Linked DNA regions of Homo sapiens: all the other regions are linked to region 1. The links are chromatin loops, found by intact Hi-C in ENCODE. Cell type or tissue: MCF 10A. All regions are shown on one strand. Region 1 has its middle 160 kb from the start of TFAP2C. Region 2 holds the start of LOC105372683 (a long non-coding RNA gene). Region 3 has its middle 17 kb from the start of FAM209B. Region 4 has its middle 250 kb from the start of TFAP2C. Region 5 holds the start of TFAP2C (transcription factor AP-2 gamma). Region 6 has its middle 82 kb from the start of TFAP2C. Region 7 has its middle 60 kb from the start of TFAP2C.

Region 1 (4,000 bases):
CTGTCACCCAAGCTGGAGTGTGGTGGCGCAATGTCAGCTCACTGTGACCTCCACCTCCCACGTTCAAGCGATTCTCCTGCCTCAGCCTCTTGAGTAGCCGGGACTACAGGTGTCTGCCACTGAGCCTGGCTAATTTTTGTATTTTTTGTAGAGACGGGGTTTCACCATATTGGCCAGGCTGGTCTTGAACTCTTGACCTCAGGTGATCCACCTGCCTCAGCCTCCCAAAGTGCTGGGATTACAGGCGTGAGCCACAACGACGGCCTATTTTTATTTTTATTTATTTATTTTTTAGATGGAATCTTGCTCTGTCGCCCAGGCTGGAGCGCGGTGGCGCAATCTCGGCTCACTGCAACTTGCACCTTCTGGTTCAAGTGATTCTCCTGCCTCAGGCTCCTGCGTAGCTGGGATTACAGGCGCCACTACCACACCCGGCTAATTTTGTGTATTTTTAGTAGAGACAGGGTTTCACCATGTTGGCCAGGCTGGTCTCGAACTCCTGACCTCAAGTGATCTACCTGCCTCAGCCTCCCAAAGTGCTGGGATTACAGGTGCGAGCCACTGAATTCTGCCCTATTTAAATGAAGAGAAGACAGATCCTCGACCACAAAGAGAAAGTGGTTCGCTTCTGTTGCTTACTGTGGGGTTGGCGCTGTGGAACGTCCCAGCCTCCTCTGAATTCATCTGGAAAACGGGTTTAAAAATTCTTACTTCCCTGCCTCCTGCCTCCTCCCTAGAACGGACGTCAGTTGGGATGAATCAGAGCCTCGGTATTTTGGCTCAGCCGTTGTTTTGGCAATAAGAATGATTAAACAGATAGTTTATTTATTTTACTCTCATCTTCTGTACCCACATCTCTGGAAGAGCTGTGTTCATAGGTGTGGAGACAAGTAAAGAGCTTTCTGACGAGTCAGAAGCTGGTCATGGGAAGGAAATGAGGGCATCTCCTAGGTAAAGGAATTTTTATTTTCTCACTGGATTTCTTCTCACTTTAAACTGGTTCTTTTGTGTTCTTACTTGGCTGGGAATGTCTGGAAGTCAGCACTCCAGCTGCTGAACTCCAGAACTCAGAAAAGATGCACATAAATAGACTTTGGTTGCAGCATGAAATATTGGGTTAGACATCAAGAGGGACTTTCTAGTCAATGAGATTGTGTAGGCAGAGGAAGAAATGGAGGAAAATCATAAAACTTTCTACTCTGTGGGAAAGGTAGTTTTCTGGGAGGCACTCCAGCGCCTTTGGGTGAGACCTTGTGCCACGTTCCCGGAGGCCTGGGTGGCAGCAATGAAAGGAGGAAGTGAATGCAGCCCTGATGGCAGGCTACTGAGGACAACGCAGCACTGCTCTCCCATTTTACAGCTGCAGAAACCGAGGCAAGATCCTGCAACAAATATTTACAGAAGGTGTCTGCATGCCAGCCTTATTCTGAGTTCTGAGGACACCGCAGTGAGGGAGGCAGAGTACTAGCAAACAAGGTCATGAATATGGAATGTGATATTGTGCAATGATGGGGCTGGACAAGGAAGTGAGCGGTAGGGAGGGATGGAAGCTGCTGTTGAAAGAATGGTCAGGGAAGGCCTCTTTGGGGCAGGGTCATGTGAGATGAAATGACTCACCCAGGGTCATTTAGACCCCAGATACAATTGAGTCTGCTTCCCTGGCTCCTAGTCAGGGGTTCCTCCAGGGTGTTTTTGGGCCTAAGTAACAGAAAACCCAACTCAAAAAGGCTTACGCCAAGAAAAAAAAGTTTGTCTAAAAAAATCCAAGGGTAGAACTTGTTTCAGGAATGTCTTGATCCAGGATCTCAAATCACATTGCCAAGCCCTGCCCTCTCTTATGTCTCTGCCTCTTCCACAAGGGTTCTAACTCCCAGGCTCCCTGTGGGAGCAGGAAGGTGACAGTGTTTCCAGGCCCACGGCTCCCAGGTTCAAGCTGGCAAGAAAGAGCTGCTCCATCCTCATCCATTTGAACAAAAATGCTGGGCCTGACTCCCTCAGCCAGGTTTGGGTAACAGACCCGCTTTCTGAACCAATGGGAATAGCTAGGGGGATTTTCTGCATGGACTGGGCAGGCTGTGTCCCAGGCCCATCCTGGAGCCCTGGGCTGTGGGAAGGGAGGGAGCATCCCCAGGTGAAGTTTTGACCCTTGTTAGCAAAGGAGGAAGGATGATTCAGGCCGGCCCCAACCTAGCCATGAAAGTGCTGCCTGGCCCCCTCTCTGTACTGTGTCCACATCCATCATTTCCCCCAGGCTTTATTGAGCACCTGCTGTGTGCGTCCATCTCTGTTTCCCAGAGCTTAGACTTCAAGGTATAGGAATTGTTTTGTTTTCATTTTTTTTTATAATCCTCCAAGATCTTCCAGTCTACTTGAAGAAACAAAAGCCACATCCTGTTTTTTATCCTGTCTTTTTGTGGCTTGCTCATGGCATGAATTTTCTAGCTGTCAACAAAGGGAGGGGCGCTTTTGGGCTGGAGGAGTCAAGAGGCCTTCAGGAAAAAGGAGGGCTTTTGATACATTTTCTTTCTTTCCTTCCTTTCTTTCCTTCCTTCCTTTCTTTCTTTTCTTTCTTCTTTCTTCTTTCTTTCTTTTTTTTTTTTTTGAGACAGAGTCTTTCACTGTTACCTGGGCTGGAATGCAGTGGCCTGATCTCAGCTCACTGCAAACTTTGCCTTCTGGGTTCAAGTGATTCTCCTGCATCAGCCTCCCCAGTAGCTGGGATTACAGGTGTCTGCCACCACATCCAGCTAATTTTTTGTATTTTTAGTAGAGATGGGGTTTCACCATGTTGGCCAGGCTGGTCTCGAACTCCTGACCTCGTGATTTGCCCGCCTTGGCCTCCCAAAGTGTTGGGATTACAGGCGTGAGCCGCCACGCCTGGCCCAGTGCATTTTCAAGGGTGGCTTATATCAGGAGAAGGTTGACAGAGGCTAGAACTTGATAGTGCATGCAGGCTATGGTGAGCGGGACACACACCGTGTGATTATGACTTTTTGGGATGTGTGGTTAAAATGTGTGTAGTTCTTGAACCACTGAGGTTTATAAGATTATAAGGCAGGACACAGGCACATGTTTATCTTAGTAGTCAGGTATTTATTCCAAGTTTATGTTAGAAGCAACTATGTTATTAACTTATCAGACCTGGATAACATTGTTCAGGATGAAACTAAAATTAACAAAAAATAAAAGTGGCAGGGAGTCCATTTAAACAAATATCATACATATAGGTGGTAGCAGACATGGCAAAAATGTTGTTATGAGAATGAGTAAGGCTGGGCGCAGTTGCTCACGGCTGTAATCTCAGCACTTTGGGAGGTCAAGACGGGCGGATTGCTTAAGGTCAGGAGTTCGAGACCAGCCTGGCCAACATGGTGAAACCCCATCTCTACTAAAAATACAAACATTAGCCAGGCATGGTGGCGCATGCCTGTAATCTCAGCTACTCGGGAGGTTGAGGCAGGAGAATCACTTGAACCCAGGAGGCGGAGGTTGCAGTGAACAGCGGTCCCGACCCTGCACTCCAGCCTTGGTGACAGAGCAAGACTCCATCTCAAAAAAAAAAAAAAAAAAAAGTAAGTTTTGGGAAATGCTGGTCTAGCCCTCAGATTCTGGAAGCAGAAAGACATGGATTCAAATCTCAGACCCACCCCACATGTACAGTGAAGCTTTGGGCCAGCTGCTTCACCTTTCTAGCCCTCAGTTTTCTGACCAGTAAAATGGGGCTGAGAATGGGATAGGAGCAGTCTCACGGGAGATGTTCAGGAATCTCTGAGATGTGGTTATGTGAAATGCCTCTTCTCCAAGGGGACATTCAGTAAGTTAACTCTCCATAATCTGGATTATTTTTCCCAGGAAAGAAAGAAAAAAAAAAAAGGCCGTCCAGCTACATGTGCAGGAAGTGCAAGGGCCAGAGGTGGGAAGGAATGTGGCAGGTTAGGGAGACTGCTGCAGTGGGGTGGGGTGGTCCCTGCAGGAGAGAGCAGGGATGGTGTTGTGTCAG
Region 2 (4,000 bases), 190 kb after region 1:
CGTGACACCATACCTGGCTAATTTTTTCAGAGATGGGGTTTCACCATGTTGGCCAGGCTGGTCTTGAACTCCTGACCTCAGGAGATCTGCCTGCCTTGGCCTCCCAACATACTGGGATTATAGGCATGAGCCACTGTACCTGTCCTGGATCTGTTTTTAAAGCAAAACCTGGCGTCTCCCACCTTCAGCTGGCCGCTGGAGCACTTCAGACTCCATCTGGGGAGCGGAGTGCCTTCCAGGCACTTTCCCTCTGCCCCAGGCTGGCAGCACAGGGTCCCACTCGCCATTTGGGGCCCCAGAAGGCAGAGGGGCCCGGGGTGAGTCTGAGTCTGCTCCCTTTGCAGTGAAGGCAGACTCCAGGGAGCTGGCCTTTCAAATGCAGAAAACAATTGTCCTGCCTTCCAAGCAAATGACAGGGGCTCATTTTGGAATCTTCCAGTTGCTCCTTTCCCCACTTCAGATCTGGGACTGCTTTTTCCAGCCTCTGCAGAAGGCAGGCCTAGCAGGCACCCTCAAACAGACTTCTAAGTGGGACTTTCAGTGCCAGGCGAGGTGTCACCCAGGACCCCCCACCCATAGGCTGAGGGAAAGAACAGTGCCAGATGACACCATACCTGCCACCTGCATCCCCTCCCGGGTGTGACCCTGGGCAAGTTACATGGCTTCCCCTGCAGTCTCAGCACTGTCTTCCTTACTGGCTGGTGAGGAGGGTCCCATGGAAACTGGCTCCTGGCAAATGCTCCGCTAAACAGAAAACGGGAGATAGGCGTGGGGGTGGGGGCACAGGTGCCAACGTGGTGCCTTCAATTTGCTTCCCCCCTCCATTTTGGGCTTTTCTTGGTTTGTTAGTGACTAATGGGACTTGGGCAAACTCTCAGGCGCATCCAAAGGAGAAGCCGTACTTGGAAATCAGACTCTATCCCCTTGAGTCAGATGAGGATGAGAGACTTGATCTCATTTCTGCCAAGGCCACAGGGCTGGATCCTGAGAACTCAGCATGACTTGGACCTCCCGAGGCCTCTGGGTGAGTGATAGGGCTCTGGAATCTGAAGTCCCAAAGCTCAGTGGGCAGAATGGCCTTGGCCCTGAAGCTCAGTGTTTTCCCTCCTTTTCTCTCCAAGGATCAAAAGCCAGTGACTTTCAAACCCGACCAGATCCCAGGTGTCCTTGGAGATTTCTCAGGACTGCCCCCGGGATGGAAAAGCCTCCTTCCACCTTTTGTGGCCTCAGTTTCCATGTCCTTGAGATTTCAGCAGGGACAGCGCCAGGATCCTTAACTAGGAGACACGTTGTAGACATACCTAGGGGGAGGCCTGGGCATCCGTCTTAAAGCTGCATTTATTTGCAAAATAAGCTCAGTGTTTTTATTTGTAGGATAAGCTAAGTAGATTATGTAAAATCTCCACGTCTCCCATCCATATTGCCAGTGTTGTGTGGTTCTGGGTATGATTGCACCCTGAAAAAAAGTGTTCTATGCCGAGGAATGAAAATTAAAACCCACAAATCTAACCTCTCGAGTGCACGCACGCACGGTAGTCACTTAGCGCCTCCCATGAGCCAGAGCTTTCATTTCCCATCCAACTCTGGAAGTGCTGCTTTTCTTGTTATCCCCACTTGCAGATGCAGAAACGGAAGCTCTGAGGGATGGCCTCGCCCAGCACACACCTTTGCAGAATTTGCTTTCAAAGCCAGGTCTCTACTACCATCTCCAGCACGCTGCTGAGCCTCTATGTGCATTAGAAAGTAAAATCACAGATGAATTTCTCAGCCATCTCAACGCGCCCCATCTCAACGCGCCCCATCTCACATTCATTATCATTTGCTTTGAAGGATTTTTTTCTTTTTGAACAGAAGGGGCACCTGGCTTTCCTACTCTGATTTGCAGATGTGTGTTGAAGGAATGGAGAGAGTAGATTTTGCAGTTATTCCCTCTGGGCCCTCCGACCTTCTTGGAGACCTGTCATGCAGGGTTAGCAAAGCCATTTCAACACACTACTGTGGTGTGGACAACCAACACAGACTTTGCTGCCCCGGAACAGCTCCCCACTGCCACCTCCACCCCAATTCTCTAGCTTTTAAAGCCTTTCACTTGGCAGGAAAACGCTGCCCCCTTCTGGCTTAAATGGACAGGCACGTCCAGGGCAAGGATTCAGATTCCTGTGAACGTCATTCAATGTGAATAATAGGCGCACTGAAGACCAAAGGATAAATCGGGGTAAACGGGGCAGGGCAAGACAATGCCGCTGGGCGGAGATGAAGATTTTGCGATACCCTCTTCACTTAACGAGATTCATGCAGTCCCTTCGGGGCAACAATAGCATTGCCACCAGTTGCACAACCCAAGATGTTGCTGACAGACTGTCCTCTGTGGAAGAGGTTATAAAAGCATCTATGATTTCAGAAGGGGCAATAACTCCAATAACTAACACAGTCTCCAGGGGTGACTCTCAAGCCGTGAAAGTCAGGACAGCGGCAGGAAGCCCCACACCGCCAGCAGGGATCCTTGGCTGCCAGTGGAAGCTGGGCTTGGCTTTGTGTGGGTTCTGCGCTCCTTCGCCCAGTTTCAAAACCTCCCGCACCTGTGTCTTTCTCCATGCAAATGAGCCCAACAGGAAAAACAGGCGCCTGTGGAGGTTTCACAACAACCTAGAAGCTGTCCCATGCCAGATCTCTGTCGGTGAGAAAATGTGTGTGGATGCTGACTTCTAGAAGACTCCAAAGCGCTTGTCTTCCCCACTCCCCATTTCCAAAGGCTGAGACTCCTCTGCACTCCGAGTTTCCTCCCACGCTTCGTCTGAAGAGTGGGTTTTGGGGAGTGAAGGATAGAAAATATCTGAAGACTCTTCCCTATGACTTAAGACATGAATTTTCTTCTCAAGTCTTGAACTAAAGTCAGAAAGTGTTTGCAAGAAATGTTCTTCTAGGTCCCACATCCACGGGACCAGATGATGCCTGGGTGAGCATGTTTTTTATGTATTTATTTATTTTTGAGATGGAGTCTCTCTCTGTCACCAGGCTGCAGTGCAGTGGCGTGACCTTGGCTCACTGCAACCTCCACCTCCCAGGTTCAAGTGATTCTCCTGCCTCAGCCTCCCAAGTAGCTGGGACTATAGGCGCCTGCCACCACGCTCAGCTAATTTTTGTATTTTTAGTAGAGACGGGGTTTCACCACATTGGCCAGGATCATCTTGATCTCTTGACCTCATGATCTGCCTGCCTCGGCCTCCCAAAGTGCTGGGATTACAGGCATCAGCCACCACACCCAGCTGGGTGAGCATGTTAAAGATCCCACAGGGAAGGAGCATGAGGGTCAGATGGGGGGAACATGGGGACCAGTTGGAGATGGAAAATGAGGGGTCAGATGGGGAAGGAACAGGAGGAGGTTAAATGGAAGAGGAACATGAAGGTTCAGATGGAGGAGGAATATGGAGACACAGATGGGGAGGAATGTGGGGGTCAGATGAGGGAGGAACAGGAGATCAGATAGGGGAGGAACGGGAGGAAGTCAGATGGAGAAGGAGCATAGAGGGTCAGATGGGGAGGAACAGAGGTCAGATGAGGGAGGAACATGGGCATCAGATGGGGAAGGAACAGGAGGAGGTCAGATGGGGGAGAGCATGGAGGCTCAGATGAGGGAGGAGCATGGAGGGTCAGATGGGAGAGGAACAGGAGGAGGTCAGATGGAGGAGGAGTATGGAGGCTCAGATCGGGGAGAAGCATGGAGGGTCAGATGGGGTAAGAACAGAGGAGGTCAGATGGAGGAGGAACTTGGGAATCAGATAGGGGAGGAACAGGAGGAGGTCAGATGTGGGAGGAGCATGGGGGTCAGATAAGGGAGGAGCACGGAGGGGCAGACAAGTCTGCTCTTCTGGCCTAGCTTGGGCTCCAGAGACTGGCATCCCCCCGGGCGGGTTGGCCTAGTGTGTGTCTCTGCTCTCCTTGTTCTTTGTAGCCTGTTTTTGTCCCACCAGCCTGTGAGCACCGTGTGACTGGGACCCGC
Region 3 (4,000 bases), 240 kb before region 1:
TCAGGTTCATTCCAGCCATCCTCCTTCCCCTTCTTTACAGCTTCTTTCTCCAGCAGCAGGAAACCTGGCTTTCATGATCTATATTTACTTATATGTTTGATATAGTTTGGATCTGTGTCCCCGCTGAAATCTCATATTGAAGTGTAATCCCCCATGTTGGAGGTAGGGCATGGTGGGAGGTGATTGGATCATGGGGGTGGATTTCTCATGAATGGTTTGGCACCATCCCCTTGGTGCTGTTCTCATGACAGTGAGTGAGTTCTTGTGAGATCTGGTTGTTTAAAAGTGTGTGGCATCTCCCCTCACCCCCTTGCTCCTCCTCTGGCCATGTGACGTAGCTGCCCCTCCTTTGCCTTCCACCGTGACTGTAAGTTTCCTGAGGCCTTCCTAGAAGCCCAGCAGATGCCAGCACCATGCTTCCTGTACAGCCTGCAGAACTGTGAGCCAATTAAGCCTCTTTTCTTTACAAATTACCCAGTGTCAGGTATTTCTTTATAGCAATCCTAATATAGTGTTCAATTCTAGTACACATACAAAGAGTTGCAAACCCATAGCCCATTAAGAACATATGTATTAACTAGATTGCACATTTGGGGACAGCTCATTTCATCTTGAGCCTCACAGTATCCAGTCACGATGTTATCTTCTAAAGTTACTCAGTGTGGCTGGGCATGGTAGCTCACACCTGTAACCCCAGCACATTGGGAGGCCAAGGTGGGGGTGGATCACTTGAGGTCAGAGTTCGAGACCAGCCTGACCAACATGGTGAAACCCCATCTCTACTAAAAACACAAAAATTACCCAGGCATGGTGGCACGCACCTGTAATCCCAGATACTCAGGAGGCTGAGGCAGCAGAATCACTTGAACCCGAAAGGTGAAGGTTGCAGTGAGCCGAGATCGTGCCACTGCACTCCAGCCTGGGTGACAGAGCGAGACTCAGTTTCAAACCAAAAAAAAACCCAAAGTTACTTAATGCGTTTTTCCTTCCCTGGCCCCTTTAGGTGGTTGTGTTACTTATTTGTTGTTTGTAGTTTTGTGTGTTTTTTAGAGACACTGTCTTGCTCTGTTGCCCATGCTGGGGTGCAGAGGTATGATTATAGTTCACTGCAGCCTTGACCTCCCGGGCTCAAGCTATCCTCTTACCTCGGCCTCCTGAGTAGCTGGAACTACAGGTGTGCAACACCACGCCTGGCTATTTTTTTTTTTTTTTATTTTTTGTAGAGATGGGGTCTCATTTCATTTGTTATTTGTTAGGTTCATTTGTTAGTGTTTGTATTTCATTTTGGGTTCCTTTTGGATATGGCATGAACAGTAGATACTATGGGCCTGCCACGGTGGCTCACGCCTGTAATCCCAGCACTTTGGGAGGCCGAGGTGGGTGGATCACCTGAGGTCAGGAGTTCAAGACCAGACTGGCCAACATGGTGAAACTCTGTCTCTACTAAAAATACAAAATTTCGCTAGGCATGGTGGCACACGCCTTTAATCCCAGCTACTTAAGATGCTGAGGCACAAGGATTGCTTGATCCTGGGAGGCAGAGGTTGCAGTGAGCCAAGATCTCACCACTGCACTTCAGCCTGGGCAACAGAGTGAGACTCCATCTCAAAAAAAAAAAAAAAAAAAAAGAGTAGACACTATGGATATTCTTTTGGACTTTGCTCTTTTTCGCTTGGCAGTGTGTCCACAGGTTACTACTCCATGTCAGCTCACAGAGGTCTTTCTCTTCTTTTTTTCCAGTTGTACAGAACTTCATTGTGTGAACGTGCCATAGTTTACACAGCTGTGCTCTCAGATATGAACACGCAGGGAGCATCCAAACATTTGAAATGACAAACAACAGTGCAGGGCCTAACCTTGTGCCTGTGTATTTTGGTATTGCTGAAGCTGTAATTTCAGGGTAGATACCTAGAAGAGTGATCGTAGGTTAGAAAGGTAAGTGCATATGCAGTTGTGTTAGGTATTGCCAAATTTCCCTTTAAAAGGATTGTGCCAATTTGTATTCTCACAAGAGATGCTAGTACAAGTGTTGAGACTGATGTGTGGCTAGATGGCTGGAGAGCTGGCTGACATCTCACCCCGCAGCATCAATGTTAGAACCGGTGCTTACGCGGCTTGCAGTTACTAGAGAGAGCCACTAGATGGCAGATACAGCCCATCACAGACAACAGTGAGCACACCTTTTTCCAGATTTTGCTTCAGGGGCCTTTGATAACAATTGTGTAAGTTGAAGTAATAGAATGTTTCTAAATGACTAATAGCACAACAACTAGCTGTTTTGTAGGTTGTTTTTTGTTTTTTTGAGACAGTCTCGCTCTCTTGTGCAGGCTGGAGTGCAGTAGCTTGATCTTGGCTCACTGCAGCCTCTACCTAACCTCCGAGTCCAAGTGATCCTCCTGCCTCAGCCTCCCGAGTAGCTGGACTACAGGCACATGCCACCATGCCCAGCTAATTTTATTAATTTTTTGTAGAGACAGGGTTTCACTATGTTGCCCAGGCTGGTCTCAAACTCCTGGCCTCAAGTGATCCTCCTGTCTCGGCCTCCCAAAGTGCTGGGATTACAGGCATGAGCCACCACTCAGGCCACAACTAGCATTTGTAATACTAGTAGGAACAGTAACATTATTTTTATTAGCAAGTAACATTTTTCATTTGATTATTCATTCATACAGTAAGTGTATATTTGTTCTATGTGCTGTTATAGGCACTGGGATGAAGAGATTTAAAAACAAACACAACCATCAGCCTGCATAGAGCTTTCATTCTCCTGGGGGAGAGAGACAGTAAGGAAATACAAAAGCCAAATACATAGTCTATTGGGGAGCGTAGGTGCTATGGAGAAAGCACAGAAGGGGAATAGGGTGTGTGTGCGTGCCTGTGTGCACATATATGTGCATGCGTGCATGTGTGTGTGTGTGTGTGTGTGTATGTGGTGAGCAGGGTAGTTAGTTTACAACCTTAAACAATGTGATCAGGGAAGGGCTCACTGAGAAGCAGCTGACTGAGAGAGGAAGCTGTAAGGACAAGCTGGGAGGGGAGGGTGTACGGCAGGAGGAATGGGCCAGCAGAGAGCCCGCAGCAGGAGCAGCCTGGCATGATGGAGGTGCCAGTGCAGGGAGAGAAGGCGCGAGCAGCGTTGGAGCGGGGTGTGGACCTTGGAGACCCTGTAGGCTACTGAAAGGACTTTGGATTTGTCCCCGTGAGAAAGGAGAGCCATGGGAGAGTAAATCAAATCCCTCAGAAGCCCAGAAAGCAGCTGTCCTCAGCTCACTCCTCTCACCGCAGATCACCCATTCACCAGGTACTTACTGATGGCTACCATGGGCCAGATGTGATCCCAGGATTTGATCGTGAGAGGAGCTTGTGTCAGAGTGTGTGAACCAGAGCAACTCCATCTTAAACAGGAGCTGGGTAAAATGAGGCTGAAACCTACTGGGCTGCATTCCCAGATGGTGAAGGCATTCTAAGTCACAGGATGAGATAGGAGGTCAGCACAAAATACAGGTCATAAAGACCTTGCTGATAAAACAGGTTGCAGTAAAGGAGCCAGCCAAAACCCACCAAAACCAAAATAGCAAAAAGAGTGACCTCTGGTCATCCTCACTGCTACACTCCCACCAGCACCATGACAGTTTACAAATGCCATGGCAACGTCAGGAAGTTACCCTATAGGGTCTAAAAGGGGGAGGCATGAATAATCCACCCCTTGTTTAGCATATCATCAAGAAATAACCATGAAAATGCACAACCAGCAGCCCTCGGGCCTGCTCTGTCTATGGAGTAGCCATTCTTTATTCCTTTACTTTCCTAATAAATTTGCTTTCACTTTACTCTATGGACTCACCCTGAATTCTTTCTTGCACGAGATCCAAGAACCCTCTCTGGGGGTCTGGATCAGGACCCCTTTCCTGTAACACTTGGACTCTGGACCCAGCGGGCTCTGACAATCTGGGAGTGGCGGGCAACAAGCCTTCCTTCCCAGAAAGGGCACACGTGCAGT
Region 4 (4,000 bases), 87 kb after region 1:
CCCTAGGTGCCGCTCAGCAGCTCCGGGCTCTGAGCCAGTGAGCCGGTGTACCACGCAGACGGCTTGATTTTTCTTCCCACCCGAGCACGGGACGGACAGTCTGCACTGGGCGGGCAAGAGCATGGCTGAGTTAATGGGTTCTTGGGTGAAACTTTCAGAGGGACACAGGCCACTGTTGAACTCAAGTTCTTTTTGTAAGCTCTAGCCCAGCGGTCCCCAACCTTTGTGGCCCAGCGGTCCCCAACCTTTGTGGCACCAGGGACAGGTTTTGTGGAAGACAATTTTTCCACGGCCCAGGGCGGAGGGTGAGGTTTTGGGATGAAGCATCAGTCAGTCGTTAGAGTCTCGGAAGGAGCGCACAACTAGATCCGTCGCGTGCGCAGTTCACAGTAAGGGTTCGCGCTCCCGTGAGGATCTAAGGCCGCCACTGATCTGGCTGGAGGTGAAGCTCAGGCGGTGATGCTCGCCCGCCCGCCGCTCACCTCCTGCTGTGCGGCCGGTTCCTAGGAGGCCACAGAGCAGTCGGTCGCAGCCCAGGGGTTGGGGACCCGCTCTAGCCCCATCTGACCTGTAATATTGTTCCGGCTCGCCTTTCCGTGCATTGCAGTTTCCCTTTGAAATTCACCATTTGCCAAGGGACAAGGGCCCCTCTTTAAAGGCAGAAACATATCAGGAGCTATTTTAGATCAGGTTCCCTAGGAACAGGGCAAGCGGCTTGTTGGGGTGCTCTCAGGAGAAGAACAACCTCTAAGGGAGAGAAGGAAGCAGGAGAGGGAGAGGAAGAGGCCAAGCACAGCTCCGGCTCAGCTGGAATCTACAGCCAGCCTGACCCACGGGGAGCTCTGGGGCATGAATGGCCACACGTGGTGTCTTCCTACCTTGAGGCAAAGGAGCGGGCTTTTGTATCCCCATCGGGTCATGGGTGCTCAGGGGAGAAAGCTCAGGGGAGAAAGCATGTCTCTCTACCCCGGCATCTCCAGGCAAACGGCGTCAATCCCTGAAGGACAATTGTCTTAGGAAGATTGCATGTGAAGCTCTTATCCACAGCCCTAGAGCTGCGGGGGATGCATGTGCCGTCTACAGAGGGACGTCTGGGCAGGGAACTTAGAGCATATGCTCTAAGAGTATTGGTGAGCGCCCTGGGGACGGGGATGAAGAGAATGCAGAGAGAGAGCCGGTGCATGCTGGCCAGACACTTGCTGGGTACTCCATGCTATTTCATTTGACCTTCACGACAGTTCAAAGGAAGCTTCTATCATTGTTATTGTTCCATTCTACAGATGTGGATATTGAGTCTTAGAAAGATAAAAGGATTTTTCTAAGGTCCCTTTCTAGAGGTTGAAAGAAGCAGAGCAGGAATTTGAACTCAGGCCGATCTGACTCTGGATCTGTTACCACTGCAGAGCTCTGCCTCCCCGATGCCAGAGAGCAGCGTGGCGGGTCTGCGCTGGGTCAGAGCAGAGCAAGGCAAGGTCTCTTAGCCCCTTGACGCTTCCATACCAGAGTTGGCCTGGCCTTTGTCTCCAGGCTCGGCACCAACCAGGAAAGCTGCTAGCAGAGCCGCTGGTCTGGCCAGAGACTCCACCCAGTTGTTGCAGACAGGGTGGGGTGTGTGGTCCAGTAGCCCAGTTCCTCTCACTGGGGATCCTCAGCTGCAGCTGCCTTACAGGTTGTGCAGTCACTTCTGACTCAGAGGCTGCCCAGCCTCCCGGTTTGCTGATTCTGCAAAATAAACAGTCCTGAGCTGCTGCTTGCTTCATTTGGAATGCCTGGTCTTCCTGGGAGTGGTAGAGGACAAGAGTACGTTTAGGACGCTGTGAGAAATTCACTGACGGAACTGGTCTCCCCCAAACTGCAAAATATGGTGCTGAGGGTGTGCTCCCAGGGAAGCTACACTAGGCAGACTCTCAAGCTAGACTGCCTGGGCTCAAATCCCAGGCCCATCTCTCAGCAGCCACATGGCCCAGGGCAAGTCACTGAGCCTCCCTGAGCCTGTGGATAATCAAAGGCACTTTCCTTGAGGAGTTTTTGCAAGAGTTAATTGAGATAATTCATGGAAGGTGCTTAGTGCTTATTAATTTTTATAATCATGATTTTAAAAAGCAATTCTCCTTGCATTTAATTCAACAAGGTTTCTGGAAGACCTTATTTTAAAGGATCTCCCAGCCTTGTGAGAGAGACAGGTCACTGGAAAATCTATGAAATTTGGCTAAGGCCAAAAGGACACCCCCTCCTTTATCAAAGTACTTTAGAGATGTTATTTCATTATGTCCTGGCCTCCATGGGTTCTGAAGAGAAGTTAGAAGTAATTAGCATGTAACGGGCTGTTTTTCCTCTGGCTGATTTTAGGATCTTCTCTTCATGTTTGACTATAGTGTGCCTAATTATTGTTGTTGTTTTCGTCCTTCTTGGGGTTCACTGATCTTCTTGAATCTGTAAATGTATGTCTTTCATCAGATTTGCAACATTTCAGATATCGTTTATGATTTTTTTTTTTTTTTTTTTTTGAGATGGAGTCTGGCTCTGTCACCCAGGCTGGAGTGAAGTGGTGTGATCTCGGCTCACTGCAACCTTTGCCTCCTGGGTTCATGCCATTCTCCTGCCTCAGCCTCCCGTGTAGCTGGAAATACAGGCGCCCGCCACCATGCCTGGCTAATTTTTTGTATTTTTTAGTAGAGACCGGGTTTCACCGTGTTAGCCAGGATGGTCTTGATCTCCTGACCTCGTGATCCGCCCACCTCGGCCTCCCAAAGTGCTGGGATTACAGAAGTGAGTCATCGCACCAGGCCATGATTTTTTTTTTTACCCTATTTTCTATGTCATCTCCTTCTAGGTCTAGAAGAGTCAGTGTTAGACCTTTCAATGTTGTCCCATAGGTTGCAGAGGCTCTAGTTCAAATTTTTCAAATCCTCTTCCCCTGTTTTCAGATTGGATAATTTCTATTTATTTATCATCAAAACAAGTGACTCTTCTGCCATTGCCAATCTTGTTGTTAAGCTCCTCCAGTGAATTTAAAAATTCAGATTTTTTTATTTCTAGAATTTCTATTTAGTTCCTTTTTTATAGTTTTTGTTTTTCTGCTGAGATTTCTTACTTGTTTATTACATGCTTACTGTCATTTATAATCCTTGAGCATACGACTGGCATAAAATCCTTGTCTGGTCTGGGCACGGTGGCTCATGCCTGTAATCCCAGCACTTTGGGAGGCCAAGGCAGGTGGATCACCTGGTCAGGAGTTCAAGACCAGCCTGGCCAACATGGTAAAACTCTATCTCTATTAAAAATACCAAAATTAGCCAGGCATGTTGGTGGGCACCTGTAATCCCAGCTACTTGGGAGGCTGAGGCAGGAGAATTGCTTGAACCCAGGAAGCAGAGGTTGCAGCAAGCTGAGGATTGCGTCATTGCACTCCAGCCTGGGCAACAGAGTGAGACTCCATCTCAAAAAAAAAAAAAAAAATCTTTGTCTGGTCATTTCAGTTCTAGGTTATTAAGAGGTTGTTTTCCATCAATTGCCTTTTTTCTTAAGCATGGGTCACATTTACCTATTTTTTTTTGAAGGCTTACTAATTTTTAGTTGCATTCTAAATATTATGAATTGTATATGTAGAGATTCCAGATGCTGTTGTGTTTCTCTGAAGAATATTTATTTATTATTTATTTTCTAAAGCATACAGTTAACTTGGCTAGACTCAAACTATAAAATTGATCCCTTCTGCAGTGGTCCATGGCTAAAATATCTGTTAAGTTCTTTTACCTTGCTGGACTTCTTGGATTCTGACTTTCAGTCTTTTCAGGGATTAGCTAGAGACCAGGTCAAATTTTAAACAAATAAGTTAGGGCTCCTTCTCTCTGCTTCTCTCTGTTTTGGAATTCCTCCTTCCTTTGAAGTAATTTGAGAATGTGATTGTCCCAAACTCCAGCCTATGGTTCTTCAACTCAGTGAAACTGTGGCTTTTTTGTCATAGCTTTAACCCTCTTGTTCTAGAAGTGGGTCTTGG
Region 5 (4,000 bases), 160 kb before region 1:
GGTTGTTGAGTCGCTCCCCAAATGCGCAGTTTCTTAACTCCAGGTGACATCCGTCTTTTGGAGGAACGAGTGAAGGCCGTTTAGGCGAAAGAGGGGTGGGTTTCAGTATTTGGATCCCTTCCCCCAGCTCTGCCAATCTCAGGTGTGTTTACGGTGGAGGTGACAGAAGGAAGGCGCGTCGGGGGACCCAGGCCTCGCAGGTCTTCGGCTGTCAACGAGGCACCGCCCACTGACTCCGCGCTTCGTCCCTCACAGCGTGGGGCTCGGCGCTGCGCCAGGCCCGGGTGCGGGGCGGAGCTAGGCTGGGACTGGCTGGGGGCCGCCCCGCCCGGCGCCTGGGCCTCCGCGCCGGCCCCCGGGGAGGAGTTATGATAATTTCCTTCTCATTAAGGCGCTCGGGTCCCCCGGCTATCGCCAGGACACACTGTTCGGGCGCGGCTTTCCCCGTCCGCGGAGCGGTCTTGACACTCGCGGCGGCAGCATCTACGCTCGCAGAGCCGCCGATGCGTGTCCAGTGACCCGGACAGCAAGGCCCGCGCGCGGCGGGGGCGGCGGCAGACGCCTGGTCACCGTGACCCCGATTTTGGATTTACCGCTTGGGGGCTGGGGGGATCCTGGATTTAACTGGCGACTGTTTTGGGGGACGCCGGACGCCATGTTGTGGAAAATAACCGATAATGTCAAGTACGAAGAGGACTGCGAGGTGAGCTGGGGCTCCGGGGTGCAGCCCCGCCCCGCCGAGGACAGTCCGGGAGGCAGGGGCCACTGGACCGAGGTCGGGGACGAGGGCATAGGAGCCCTGGCCTCTCGGTGGGACGGGATCCACTTCTCCGGACACCCCTTAGTCCATTTCTGCGGGGCCCCTTTCCTGTATAGGGCCTTTTCCTAAATAGCCTCCCCTCGGGAACGAGGCCTGGAAAGAGAATGGCAAATCCCACCCACACAGCTTACCGGGCGCTTTCCTAAGCGGCAAACAGCCCTGCTTCCCGTTTTCTCGGAAAAGTGCCCCGTCTGCAACCCTCAGACGTGGCTTTTACGCACGAAGTCTCTGTCCAAAGGGGTCAGATGAGGCTACCTGCTAGCGACACCTTGGCGGACACTCCTCCAAGGCCGGCTTGTCACCTGCCCCGCTACCTCCTCGGGGAAGCACGAAAACAACCGAAGTTTGGCTTTCAAAAGAAGTGGGGGCTGGGGAGTGGTGGTGGGGGTGCCCGAGGCCAGATGGGGCCGTAAGAGCTCGCGAGTGCTCCAGCCTGTCGGACAGGTTGAGCTAGAGTTTCGGAGAGTGGGAGGGAAGAAGGAGGCGGCGAGCGGGAAGAGGAAGAAGACGCAGGCAGCGCTAGGCGAGCTCAGGGGCGCCGGGAGCGCGGAGCTCGGGCTACGGACTCGCGGGAGTTCACTGCGCCTCCGGGCCCTGGAGGGCTGCCCCTGCCCGCAGGCCCGGGCGCTTCCGCCAGGAGGCGACAGCGCCATGTTCCTCCAGGTTCCCGGCGCCCCGAGACCCCTGGGCAGATGGGGACGCATCCTTTAGAAACTGAGTCGGGCCGCCCAGGGGCGAGGGAACGTGCGCGGGCAAGGCTGCCCAATTTCCAGGGTTCTTCATGCCCCCTCTGCGCCCCGACGTGCGAGAACACTGCCCTTGGCAGTGCAGGGCGCCCCCACTTATTACTCCCCTCGGCTGGGCCCGGCCAGCAGGGAGGGCCGCCCTGTGCGCGCGCTCCCTCTTCACTTCCCAGGGCGGCGCAGGGTGGCGGGCCCTGCTTTCCGAGCGCCGCCCGCTCGGAGGTCTTTGTCCCGAGGGCGTGGAAGGGAGGGTCCCGGGGGCGGGGGAGGTGCGCATTTCCCGCGCCGCGCACTCTATCCGCGCCTGCCGCGCTGCCACCTCCAGCAGTCCCTGCGTCATGGGCGGGCTCCACGAGATAGCTCTGCACCGGGCGTCCGGCTCCTTCGCCCCGGGCTCTGGCTCCTTCGCCCCGGGCTCCGGCCACGGACTTTTCTGGCCCAAGACCCAGGGTTCGGACTTGGCGCCTCCAAGCGCCTCGGGCTTGGGAGCAGCGCCTAGACCTTCGCCGCCGGGCTTTGAGAACTCGTTCCCCCAGGTCTTTCACCAGACTCTCCTCCCTCCCCGCACTCTTTGCTTACAACGAAATCCTCGGGGCGCATTGCCCCCGGGTACCTTCCGACCCTGGGCAAGCCCCGCCGGGCGGGGTGCGGTTGGTCCCCCGGGGCCCTCTGCGTAGCCCGGCGATGCCGGCCAGTTCGCAGTAGCGGGGTTTCGCACTAACGGGGTCTCCTGTTTTTTTTTTTCCCTCCAGGATCGCCACGACGGGAGCAGCAATGGGAATCCGCGGGTCCCCCACCTCTCCTCCGCCGGGCAGCACCTCTACAGCCCCGCGCCACCCCTCTCCCACACTGGAGTCGCCGAATATCAGCCGCCACCCTACTTTCCCCCTCCCTACCAGCAGCTGGCCTACTCCCAGTCGGCCGACCCCTACTCGCATCTGGGGGAAGCGTACGCCGCCGCCATCAACCCCCTGCACCAGCCGGCGCCCACAGGCAGCCAGCAGCAGGCCTGGCCCGGCCGCCAGAGCCAGGAGGGAGCGGGGCTGCCCTCGCACCACGGGCGCCCGGCCGGCCTACTGCCCCACCTCTCCGGGCTGGAGGCGGGCGCGGTGAGCGCCCGCAGGGATGCCTACCGCCGCTCCGACCTGCTGCTGCCCCACGCACACGCCCTGGATGCCGCGGGCCTGGCCGAGAACCTGGGGCTCCACGACATGCCTCACCAGATGGACGAGGTGCAGGTGAGCGGCGCTGCGGCTCCTGACCGGACCTGTTCACCCTACGGCCTTCTGCCCCCACCCCGCACTCCTCTAGGCTCCCCCGAACTTAAGGGAATTTTGTCCTCTCTCCCCCAGAATGTCGACGACCAGCACCTGTTGCTGCACGATCAGACAGTCATTCGCAAAGGTAAATAGCAAGGTGGCATCGTCTAACTCTGGTCACACGATCTGGGCTTGTGAAGTTGACTGGCAAGGTTGGGGGTATTTGGTGGCCAGCGTGGGACATTTGTGGTAGAAGGGACTGAAAGGGATTCATGGAAGCTAGATTTTAGGAGTGACAGAAAGGGATTTCCCTCCGACCTCCTAGGAGCTGTCTCTTCATCTCCGGAGTTGTTACTGCCTAGTTTTTTTTCTTGGAAAAATGTCCATGAATTCCAGTGGGTGTTTCACAATGTGAGAGAAAGTCTTCCAGAGCGAGTGAACACTGATTTAACTTGAAAAACAACAAGAAAAAAGTCACAGGCACACCTTCGTTGAGTGGTTGGTTCTGTAACAATTTTAATTGTTGAATAAGTTGTGATTTTATTTTTGATTTCAAACACGTGTATGGAAAACCTCCTTAATTCTGACCTGCAAGAAAAGTTTTGAAGCAATTTGGCCTACCAAATGAATACCTGTAAAAGGAACAGAGCTTGGAATGATCTGTCAGAGGGAGAGTTTTGCAGGATGGGGAGGAGGGGATTTGGAAAATTGGATTACTTGGTGAGTGAGTGGTTTATGAAATTAAGTTACTTAACTGACAGGATTACCAGGATTACCATTTTGACTGTTTTGGGAAATAGAGTAGGCCTAAATTGAAGGTAGTTTTGGCCTGTTACTTGAACTGCTTAAATGGATTGAGGATGGAGGAAAAATGGATTTTAAAGAAAAACTCAGAAAAGACTACAAATTTTCAGTAAACTTAGAACGTATTAGTTTGGATGATTAAATTTACTGTGATCAACTGCACTGAAAAATTTTGGAAAGAATCTTAATGTGTCCTATGATTTTGGTTGTTCTTGAGGGGAAAAAACTCACCGTTTATTTAGTATTGAAGCAGTCTTCTGAAAACAAATGTTCTAATTAAATAGTTTTCAGCAGCTGCTAGGAAAAAAAAAAAAAGAAACCCTCCAAGCTTTGGATCTTCACTAATTAACTTCCCAAGGTGTTAACTTGTGAAT
Region 6 (4,000 bases), 78 kb before region 1:
AGCTCCTGGCGACTCAGAGATAAAGACCACAGAGGCTGCCCTTGGGCTGCCTGGGTTTGCCTGGAATCTGGGTGCATTTCTTGGGGCTCCCAGGACACACTAACATGAACTTGGTGGCTTAGAACAACAGAAACCTATTGCCCCACAGTTCTGGAGGCCAGAAGCCTGAAGTCAGTATCATTGTGCTGAAATCATGGTGTGGGCCGGGCTGCGCTCCCTCCGGAGGCCCCAGGGGAGGCCCCTTGCCTGGCCTAGCTTCTGATGGTTCCTGATGTCACTTGACTTGTGGCCACTGCAATCTTCAAATCCCACGTCTCCATCTCTCCTTCTGCCCTCCTCTTCTTAGAATGCATGTGATTGCAGTTAGGGCCCCCTTGGCTAATCCAGGATCACCCCCATCTCCAGCTCTTTAACCACACCTGCAATGATCCTCTTTTAGAAGGTAACATTTACAGGTTCTGGGGATTAGGACCTGCTACGTCCTGGGGGGGCTTTTATTCTATTTCCTGCAAACTCCTTCACTTACAAGCTGTGTGGGCAAGACACTTATCCTCCCCGTGCCTCAGTTTCCTCATATAAAAATAGCTGATACTCTGCTTTTTGTTTTTTATTTTTTTAAGACAGAGTCTTGCTCTGTTGCCCAGGCTGGAATGCAGTGATGTGTGATGACCGCTCACTGCAGCCTTGACCTCTCAGGCTCAAGTGATCCTCCTGCCTCAGCCCCCGGAGTAGCTGGGACTATAGGTGCATGCCATCATGCCCAGCTCCTTTTGTATTGTTTGCAGAGACAGGATTTCGCCGTGTTGCCCAGACTGGCCTTCAACTCCTGAGTGCATAGACCTGCCCACCTCAACCTCCCACAGGTGTGAGCCACCACACCCAGCTGACGCTCCGCTTTTTAACAAAAGAACCCACAATCTCTAGCTGGCCACAACGTCGTTCAAATACAGACAGCATTTTCCAGGCCCCCTTGCAGCTTCACAAGACCACGTGCCCAAGTCCAGCCAATGGGACGTAAGCAGGGGTTGATGTGTAGGGCTTCTGGGCAGGGTCCTACTCCTTTCCTTTCCTCATTTATGCCATGATGTTTAGAGGACTGGGACCGCCATCTTAGACCATGAGGTGAATTTGGGAGTGGAGGCCAACACGTCATAGGTTTTTATGAAGATTAAATAAGAGGCGCACATGGAGCCTTGAGGAGGGGCCTGACACGCACACATGATCCATGGGGGCTTATTTCTCTTTCCCTACCGCTCCTTCTTCCCCCTCTTCCCCTTCCCCCTTCCCCTCTACCTCTTTTCTTCCTCTCCCCTCCTCCTCCCCCTCCTTTGTTCCTCCCCTCTTCCTCTTCCCACTCCCCTCCCGGCTTCTCTTCCCCCTTTTCCTGTCTTCCTTCCTCTCCCTCTCTTTCTGTCCCTCCCCTTCCATCCCCTCTCCCTCCTCTCCCTCCTCTCCCTCCTCCTCCCCCTTTCCCTCCTCCTTCCCCTCTTCCTCCTCTCCTTCCTCTCCCTCCTCCTCTTCCTCCTCTCCCTCCTCCTCCCCCTTTCCCTCCTCCTTCCCCTCTTCCTCCTCTCCTTCCTCTCCCTCCTCCTCTCCCTCCTCTCCCTCCTCCTCCCCCTTTCCCTCCTCCTTCCCCTCCCCATCCTCCTCTCCTTCCCCCACCTCCTCTCCCTCCCTCTCCTCCTCCTCTCCCTCTCCCTCCTCCTCCTCTCCCTCTCCCCCCTCCTCTCCCTCCTCCTCTCCTCCTTTCCCTTCTCCTCTCTCTCCTCCCCTTCCTCCTCCTCTCCCTTCTCCTCCTCCCCTCCCTCCTCCTCTCCTCCTTGCTGCTGTTTTACTTCTGCGTCTGGGGTTGCAGATCCCACAGGCAACCTTGCGGACAGCATGCGGCCTCTGACAAGTGTTTCAGGGGCTCCTTGAGCGGTGTGTTTACACACGCCACACCCACAGCTTGCTTTTTTTAGTCATTCTTTATTAGTAATAAAAACAACGCATTACTAAGCAAGCCACTGCACTGGGCACTTAACATGCCTTGTTTCCAAACTCTCCAGCAATTACTAGGTAAAATTATTATATTGAATCTTGTGTTATCTTTATGAAAGTCATAGCTATCATTCCCTAATTTAAAGATGAAGATATTGAGGATCAGAGAGGATGTTGCCCGTTCACAGTCCCACAGCTTGTTGTGTTGGAATCAGGGGTCAAACCAACTCTTACCCTTGACTTGGGCTTCCTTCCATGGTAATGTATGGAGCCCGCACAGGGAACTGGCTCTGTGTTAATAAATATTGGGGTTACTAAGGTGAAAAAGATCAACCTCCACCTTCGAGGAATTCCTCATGGAAGGGTTATGCTGCGCTGGGAGACTGTTTGGGGTCAGGTGCTTGAGGTGGTTTCCTGGAGAAGACATGATTTGAACGGAGCCACAGAGAATGGATAGGGTGTGTATAGACAGAAAACGGAGTGAGCTGGGAGTGGCTGGGAGGCTGTGAGCTGGACATGGCTGGGAGGCTGGGGGTGCTGGAAAATCAGGAGGTGGACAGTTTGTCCTGGGGTGAGGATCTTGAGTCTACACAAAGTAATGCTTCCTCCTTTTAATCAGAGATTATGAATTTCTTTCTCTTCCAAGAAAGTTTTGCTTTGTTTTATTTTTTTGACAGGGTCTCACTCTGTCATCGAGGCTGGAGTGCAGTGGCATGATAAGGGCTCACTGCAGCCTTGACCTCCCAGACTCAAGCGATCCTTCTGCCTCAGTCCCCAGAGTAGCTGGGACTGCAGGCGTGACTGCAGGCATGCACCACCACACCCAGCTAATTTTTTGTATTTTTAGTAGAGATGAGGTTATGCCATGTTGCCCAGGCTGGTCTTGAGCTCCTGGACTCAAGCAATCTGCCTGCCTCAGCCCCCTCAAAGTGCTTGGATTACAGACATGAGACACTGTGCCCAGCCATTCTTTAATTTATGTAAATGGAATGCATATTCACTGGGAGGAATGTGGAATATACAGACAGTCACAGAGCAGGCCTCTCCACCGGAGACTTCCTGCTGTCAGGTCAGCAGCAGGCGTGGCTCACCACCGGGAGCCCTTCCCAGCACCGGGCACCCTGCTGTTCACTCGCCACTCACCCCTATATTCCCAGACATGCAAACTGATATACTGTAGATGGGCACGACCCTCTGTGTCTTCTTGTAATATTAAAAAAAAATTGGGGGCCCGGTGCGGTAGCTCACACCTGTAATCCCAGCACTTTGGGAAACCAAGGTGGGCAGATCACTTGAGGCCAGGAGTTTGAGACCAGCCTGGGCAACATGGTGAAACCCCATCTCTACTAAAAATACAGAGATTAGCCAGGTGTGGTCCATGCCTATAGTCCCAGCTACTCAGGAGGCTGAGGCAGGAGAATCACTTGAACCCAGGAGGCAGAGGTTGCAGTGAGCCAAGATCGTGCCACTGCACTCCAGCCTGGGCGACAGAGTGAGACTCGGTCTCAAAAAAAAAAAAAATTTTTTTTTTTGAGCCAGGCATGGTGGCTCACACCTGTAATCCCAGCACTTTGGGAAGCTGAGGTGGGCGGATCACTTGAGGGCAGGAGTTCAGGGCCAGCCTGGGCAACATGGAGAAACCTCGTCTCTATTAAAAATACAAAAATTAGCCAGACGTGGTGGTGTGTACCTGTAGTCCCAGCTACTCAGGAGGCTGAGGCGGGAGGATCACTTGAACCCGGGAGCAGAGGCAGAGGTTGCAGTGAGCCATTGCACTCCAGCTTGGGCGACAGAGTGAAACCCTGTTTTGAAAAAAAAAAAAAAACAATTTTGGCCAGGCGCGGTGGCTCACGCCTGTAATCCCAGCACTTTGGGAGGCCGAGGCGGGTGAATCACAAGGTCAGGAGATCGAGACCATCCTGGCTAACACAGTGAAACCCCGTGTCTATTAAAAAATACAAAAAAATGAGCCGGGCGTGGTGGCGGCCGCCTGTAGTCCCAGCTACTTGGGAGGCTGAGG
Region 7 (4,000 bases), 99 kb before region 1:
CCTACCTCAGCCTCCCAGGTAGCTGGGATTACAGGCTACCATGCCTGGCTAATTTTTGAATTTTTAGTAGAGACGGGGTTTCACCATGTTGGCGAGGCTGGTCTCAAAATCCTGACCTCAAGTGATCTGCCTGCCTCGGCCTCCCAAAGTGCTGGGATTACAGATGTGAGCCACTGCACCCGGCCAACACTGGCAGTTTTAACAGTGCCTTAGGCTGACAGCTGGGTACAATGGTGCATGCCTGTAACCCCAGCTACTAGGAGGCTGAGGCAGGAGGATCGCTTAAGCCTAGGAGTTTGAGGCTGCAGTGCACTGTGATTGTGCCTGTGAATAATCACAGCAACCTGGCGACAGAATGAGACCCTGTCTCAAAAAATAAGAGTGTCTTAGGTGATTCCACCACGGAGTCAGTGGTCAGCACTGAGAACCAGGATATTAAAGCCAAATTCGGCCAAAGGTAGTGTCTCAACATGTGCCCCCATACCATTCATTCTTTCCGTGTCAGGTAACACGTGGGTGATCTTCAGTGTTTTAAATCTGGGAGAGGGGACACATGGGTTTTAATTTTTGTTACATTTTGAAAATAGTTATAAGATTTACTTTAAAATAAAACTTGAGCTGGGCGTGGTGATGGGTGCCTGCATTCCCAGCTACTTGGGAGGCTGAGGCAGGAGGATCATTTGAGGTCAGGAGTTCTGGGCTGAAGTGTGTTAGCTATGCTGATCTGGTGTCCACACTAAGTTCAGCATCAAATATGTTGACCTCCCAGGAGCAGGTTGCCTAAAAGGAGGGGTGAACACGCCCAAGTTGGAAATGGTGCAGTTCAAAACTCCTGTGCTGATCAGTGGTGGGATGACGCCTGTGAATAGTCACTGTACTCCAGCCTGGGCAACATAGTCAGACCCCATCTCAAAAAAAAAAAAAAAACCAAAAAAAACAACCAGACAAACAGACAAAAAATTGAACTTGAATCGAAGACTTGGGGTGGACTTACCTGGTTTAGTCTCCGCATAGCCCTCTGGGGACTGGATTCCACTTTTCCTTTTACAGGTGAGGAAATGGAGCCCCTGTGGGGTTGAAGGACTTGCTCCAGGCTGCACAAAACCTCAGGCTGACTCTTTCCAAAGCAATGCTTGACTTCTTGGGAGGGTTTTTAATTTTTTTCCCCAACACCCTCCTTTCCTTGACAAGCTCCTGAATATCAGAGAAGGCCAGAGAGGATGGTGTCCTGTGTTCCTGAAGGCAGGAAGTGTTTATTGAGCCCCTACTAGCTGCAGAGCTAGGCATGAAACTGTCACAGTGAACAGAAAAGGGCCCTGCCTTATGGAGTTGGACGTCCACCGTGGCAGACAGGCCCCGCGGGGAGTTTGGGTGAAAAGTCGTTGAATGTCAGGCAAGCAGCGGCCCCGGTGCTGCTGACCTTGTCTGGGAGGATCAGGAAAGTTTCCTGGGGAAGAGGCAGGGAGATCTGAGCTGAAACATGGAGGATGAGGCTGTGGCTGCCTGTCTTTAGTGCATGGAAGAGAATTCCTGGCAGAGGGAATAGCACGTGTGAGGACCCAGCTGGGGAGTCCAGGGCTGGCACCTGGAGAGCTCTGGGAGGGGCTCTAGGTGGAGCTGGAGAGGGCAGAAGTGGGAGGGAGGAGGGAGGCAGGTTCCGCACCACCCCCAGGGGGTTAAATTAGACTGGTGAGTCAAGATTCCAAGAAGACGAATGGCTCTCCTGCCAGAATTTTAGGCAACTCCACATTCCAAGACAGCCCACAGCTTCCTCTAACAGCCACGCTGTTCCCAGCCCTGGTGGAGGAGGCAGGAGCCGGCCACTAGCTGGGACACTAGGTGAGAGGTTAGGCCTCAGGTTGGCATCTGGGTCGGATGACAGAGTCGGGTGGAGGAGTCCAAGACACTGGAGACCCTCAGGCCCAGGCTCAGGGTTCCCAGTCCTGCACCTGTTACCTGTCTGCATTTGCGTCCTTGGGAAACAAACTTTGAATCAGAGATTTATGTGCAGGCAGTTTAGTGGGGCGTTTTCTCAAGAGCTGCACCTGTGAGGGAGGGTAAGCAGCTGGGCTGCAGTGCTGAGGTCTCGGCTCTTCCTCATGGGAACTCTGAGCCAGGTGGGCGCTTAAGAGATGTTCCCAATCAATCAAGGCCAAAACTTATCTACCAGTCATCAGACGCAAGCTGTCCCTCAGGGAAGGGGCCACGGGATCAGATGAGGCAACTCTGAGGCTGAGGGCAATTCCTGGGGAGTTGCTTGGCTGTGAGCTGCCAGCTCCCGCTCCCAGCAGCCACAGGAATGGAGTGTCCTGGTCTGGAAGGGTGGATCTGCAACCACAGCATCCACTACAGCAGCTGTGTGACCTGGAGCACACAGCCTAACCTCTCTGAGCTTCCTTTAGGACCACAGCATCCGCTACAGCAGATGTGTGACCTGGAGCACATGGCCTAACCTCTCTGAGCTTCCTTTATGCAAAATGCAGTCACTGGGCTGTTGGAAGGATTCAGAATATTGCATATAAAGCACCTGGCCCCAGTCTTGAGCTCCAGGAAGCACCCAGGAAGTGTTTGTTTAGTTGAAAGGATCAGTGAATGTGTTGCTTCATAATGAGAATGAGTCTGAGAACCCCCTTTCTGGTGAAAAGATCACGGGCCCAGGAGTCAGGAGAGAGTGGTCGCTTCCAGCAGTAACTGGTTGTGTGACAGAAGTATGATAAGACCGTAGGCTTTACATTTAGCTCTCTGGGCGTTAAATTCTTTATCTTGTAAACAGGGATAATGACACCTGTGCCACCTTCTCCTAGGCTATCTCCTCCTCGGTGTTGGGAAACTGAATGGAGATCGTGCGATGGGAGGTGAAAGCTTTGAAAGGGAAAAGATATCATCAGTTTCTACAGGTGGGGTGGGCGTGGCAGCAGGTGGCAGAGCAGGAAGTGGCCTAGGTGAGCCAGAACCCTGGTCAGGCGTGAGTGCAGCCCTGCACCCACATAAGCTCACACGTTTGCACAGGCTCCCTGGCACATGCATGCCCCTGCATGCATGTACACACAATCATGTGTACCCCAGTAATGCACCCACTCACAACCACCAGAGCAAAACAAAGACAAGGAGTGGAGCTGTCTGTGGTGCACCTGGGGCCCCAGCTCCCCTCCCAGCCCATGACTACACTGTGGAGGGCTGAGGAATGGGGTTGCTGAGAAGGAGCCCAGGCTGGGGGCCATGTGCATGCGGGTCAGGCTGGCAAAGCCGTCTGCCTGCCTCTTGTTTTAGGCTGCCAGGCTGGGCAAAGGCCACGTGCTCGGTGGAAGAGCCCAAGCCAATGTAAATGGGCCCCTTTGGAAGTAGGGCTCATCTGGAGAGCAAGCAAGCAAAACAAGCTTAGCTTTTCATTTAGGGACCGTCACAGAAAACTCGGAAATGCACCAAAGAGTTAATGGTATTTGGCGCTGATCAGTGGCATTGAGGGTGCTTTCTATTTCCGTCCCTTTGATTCCACTCATTTTTCTATGTCAACATGCATTAGCATTGAATGATTATCAGGATCGTCAGTGTGGGTTGGCTGAAGATATTTGTTGATGGTGTTTGTCCAGCTCCTTTCCCTGCCCCCAGCGCCTCAGTGGCCCTCCTGTGCTCTGAGCGGTTCTGCTAGGACTGTGAATTGTGAAAGCTTGGACCCGGTGCTGTGAGGTGGGAGTGTGGGCTGGGCCTGGTAATCTGCAGCCCTCGTCCCCAAGTCCATGGGAATTGTCACATGGCCTGTGCTGGGCTAATCAGAATCCTGCCTTGTCATGTTATAGGCTGACCCTGGGGAGATAAGCTCTCCCTGAAATATTAACATTGTTTCTGGCCATGTTCCCTTTCCCTTCACCACCGAGAGAAGCAGGAGGGAGGGAGGGAGAGAGAGAGAGAGAGAGAAAGAATGATTGTAAGATATGATTCATTATTTTATGTACAACTGTGATGGTTAATTTCATGTGTTGACTGGGCTACGGGATGCCCA

The links. A loop is a pair of places that touch in the nucleus more often than their neighbours do. Peaks named below come from ENCODE experiments on the same cell type or tissue, not always from the same donor. Only the 100,000 strongest peaks of a DNase experiment are listed, where the experiment ranks them.
Region 2: a loop joins it to region 1, with 4 times the contacts of the local background. A loop is called at or near these places in 3 of 110 quality-filtered maps.
Region 3: it touches region 1 in a loop (4-fold over the local background); 4 of 110 quality-filtered maps call a loop at or near these places.
Region 4: a loop joins it to region 1, with 2.0 times the contacts of the local background. A loop is called at or near these places in 2 of 110 quality-filtered maps.
Region 5: a loop joins it to region 1, with 12 times the contacts of the local background. A loop is called at or near these places in 7 of 110 quality-filtered maps.
Region 6: it touches region 1 in a loop (4-fold over the local background); 5 of 110 quality-filtered maps call a loop at or near these places.
Region 7: a loop joins it to region 1, with 8 times the contacts of the local background. A loop is called at or near these places in 2 of 110 quality-filtered maps.

Annotation. Positions count from the first base shown.
Region 1 is chr20:56,786,980-56,790,979 of GRCh38, forward strand. No RefSeq gene overlaps it. Among named protein-coding and RNA genes, the nearest start is that of TFAP2C, 160 kb to the left of the region's middle. RefSeq lists enhancers at 1,382-2,141, 2,142-2,900. In MCF 10A, no CTCF peak of the experiment used is centred here; DNase peaks (open chromatin) are centred at 362, 812 and 1,522.
Region 2 is chr20:56,972,467-56,976,466 of GRCh38, forward strand. It overlaps LOC105372683 (a long non-coding RNA gene), which reads left to right and starts at 2,169. Exons shown (of 4, transcript XR_936898.3): 1 at 2,169-2,956. In MCF 10A, a CTCF peak has its summit at 2,118 (motif pointing left); a DNase peak (open chromatin) is centred at 2,105.
Region 3 is chr20:56,548,661-56,552,660 of GRCh38, forward strand. No RefSeq gene overlaps it. Among named protein-coding and RNA genes, the nearest start is that of FAM209B, 17 kb to the left of the region's middle. In MCF 10A, a CTCF peak has its summit at 2,143 (motif pointing right); a DNase peak (open chromatin) is centred at 2,161.
Region 4 is chr20:56,873,555-56,877,554 of GRCh38, forward strand. No RefSeq gene overlaps it. Among named protein-coding and RNA genes, the nearest start is that of TFAP2C, 250 kb to the left of the region's middle. RefSeq lists an enhancer at 1,691-2,336. In MCF 10A, no CTCF peak of the experiment used is centred here; a DNase peak (open chromatin) is centred at 1,687.
Region 5 is chr20:56,628,890-56,632,889 of GRCh38, forward strand. TFAP2C (transcription factor AP-2 gamma) reads left to right here and starts at 417. Exons shown (of 7, transcript NM_003222.4): 1 at 417-703; 2 at 2,316-2,801; 3 at 2,916-2,967. The coding sequence starts at 656. RefSeq lists silencers at 328-387, 444-738. In MCF 10A, a CTCF peak has its summit at 1,505 (motif pointing right); DNase peaks (open chromatin) are centred at 282 and 1,362.
Region 6 is chr20:56,709,343-56,713,342 of GRCh38, forward strand. No RefSeq gene overlaps it. Among named protein-coding and RNA genes, the nearest start is that of TFAP2C, 82 kb to the left of the region's middle. RefSeq lists enhancers at 2,331-2,944, 2,945-3,558. In MCF 10A, no CTCF peak of the experiment used is centred here; DNase peaks (open chromatin) are centred at 1,929 and 3,039.
Region 7 is chr20:56,687,784-56,691,783 of GRCh38, forward strand. It overlaps the pseudogene RN7SL170P. Among named protein-coding and RNA genes, the nearest start is that of TFAP2C, 60 kb to the left of the region's middle. RefSeq lists an enhancer at 2,508-3,103. In MCF 10A, no CTCF peak of the experiment used is centred here; DNase peaks (open chromatin) are centred at 1,708 and 2,238.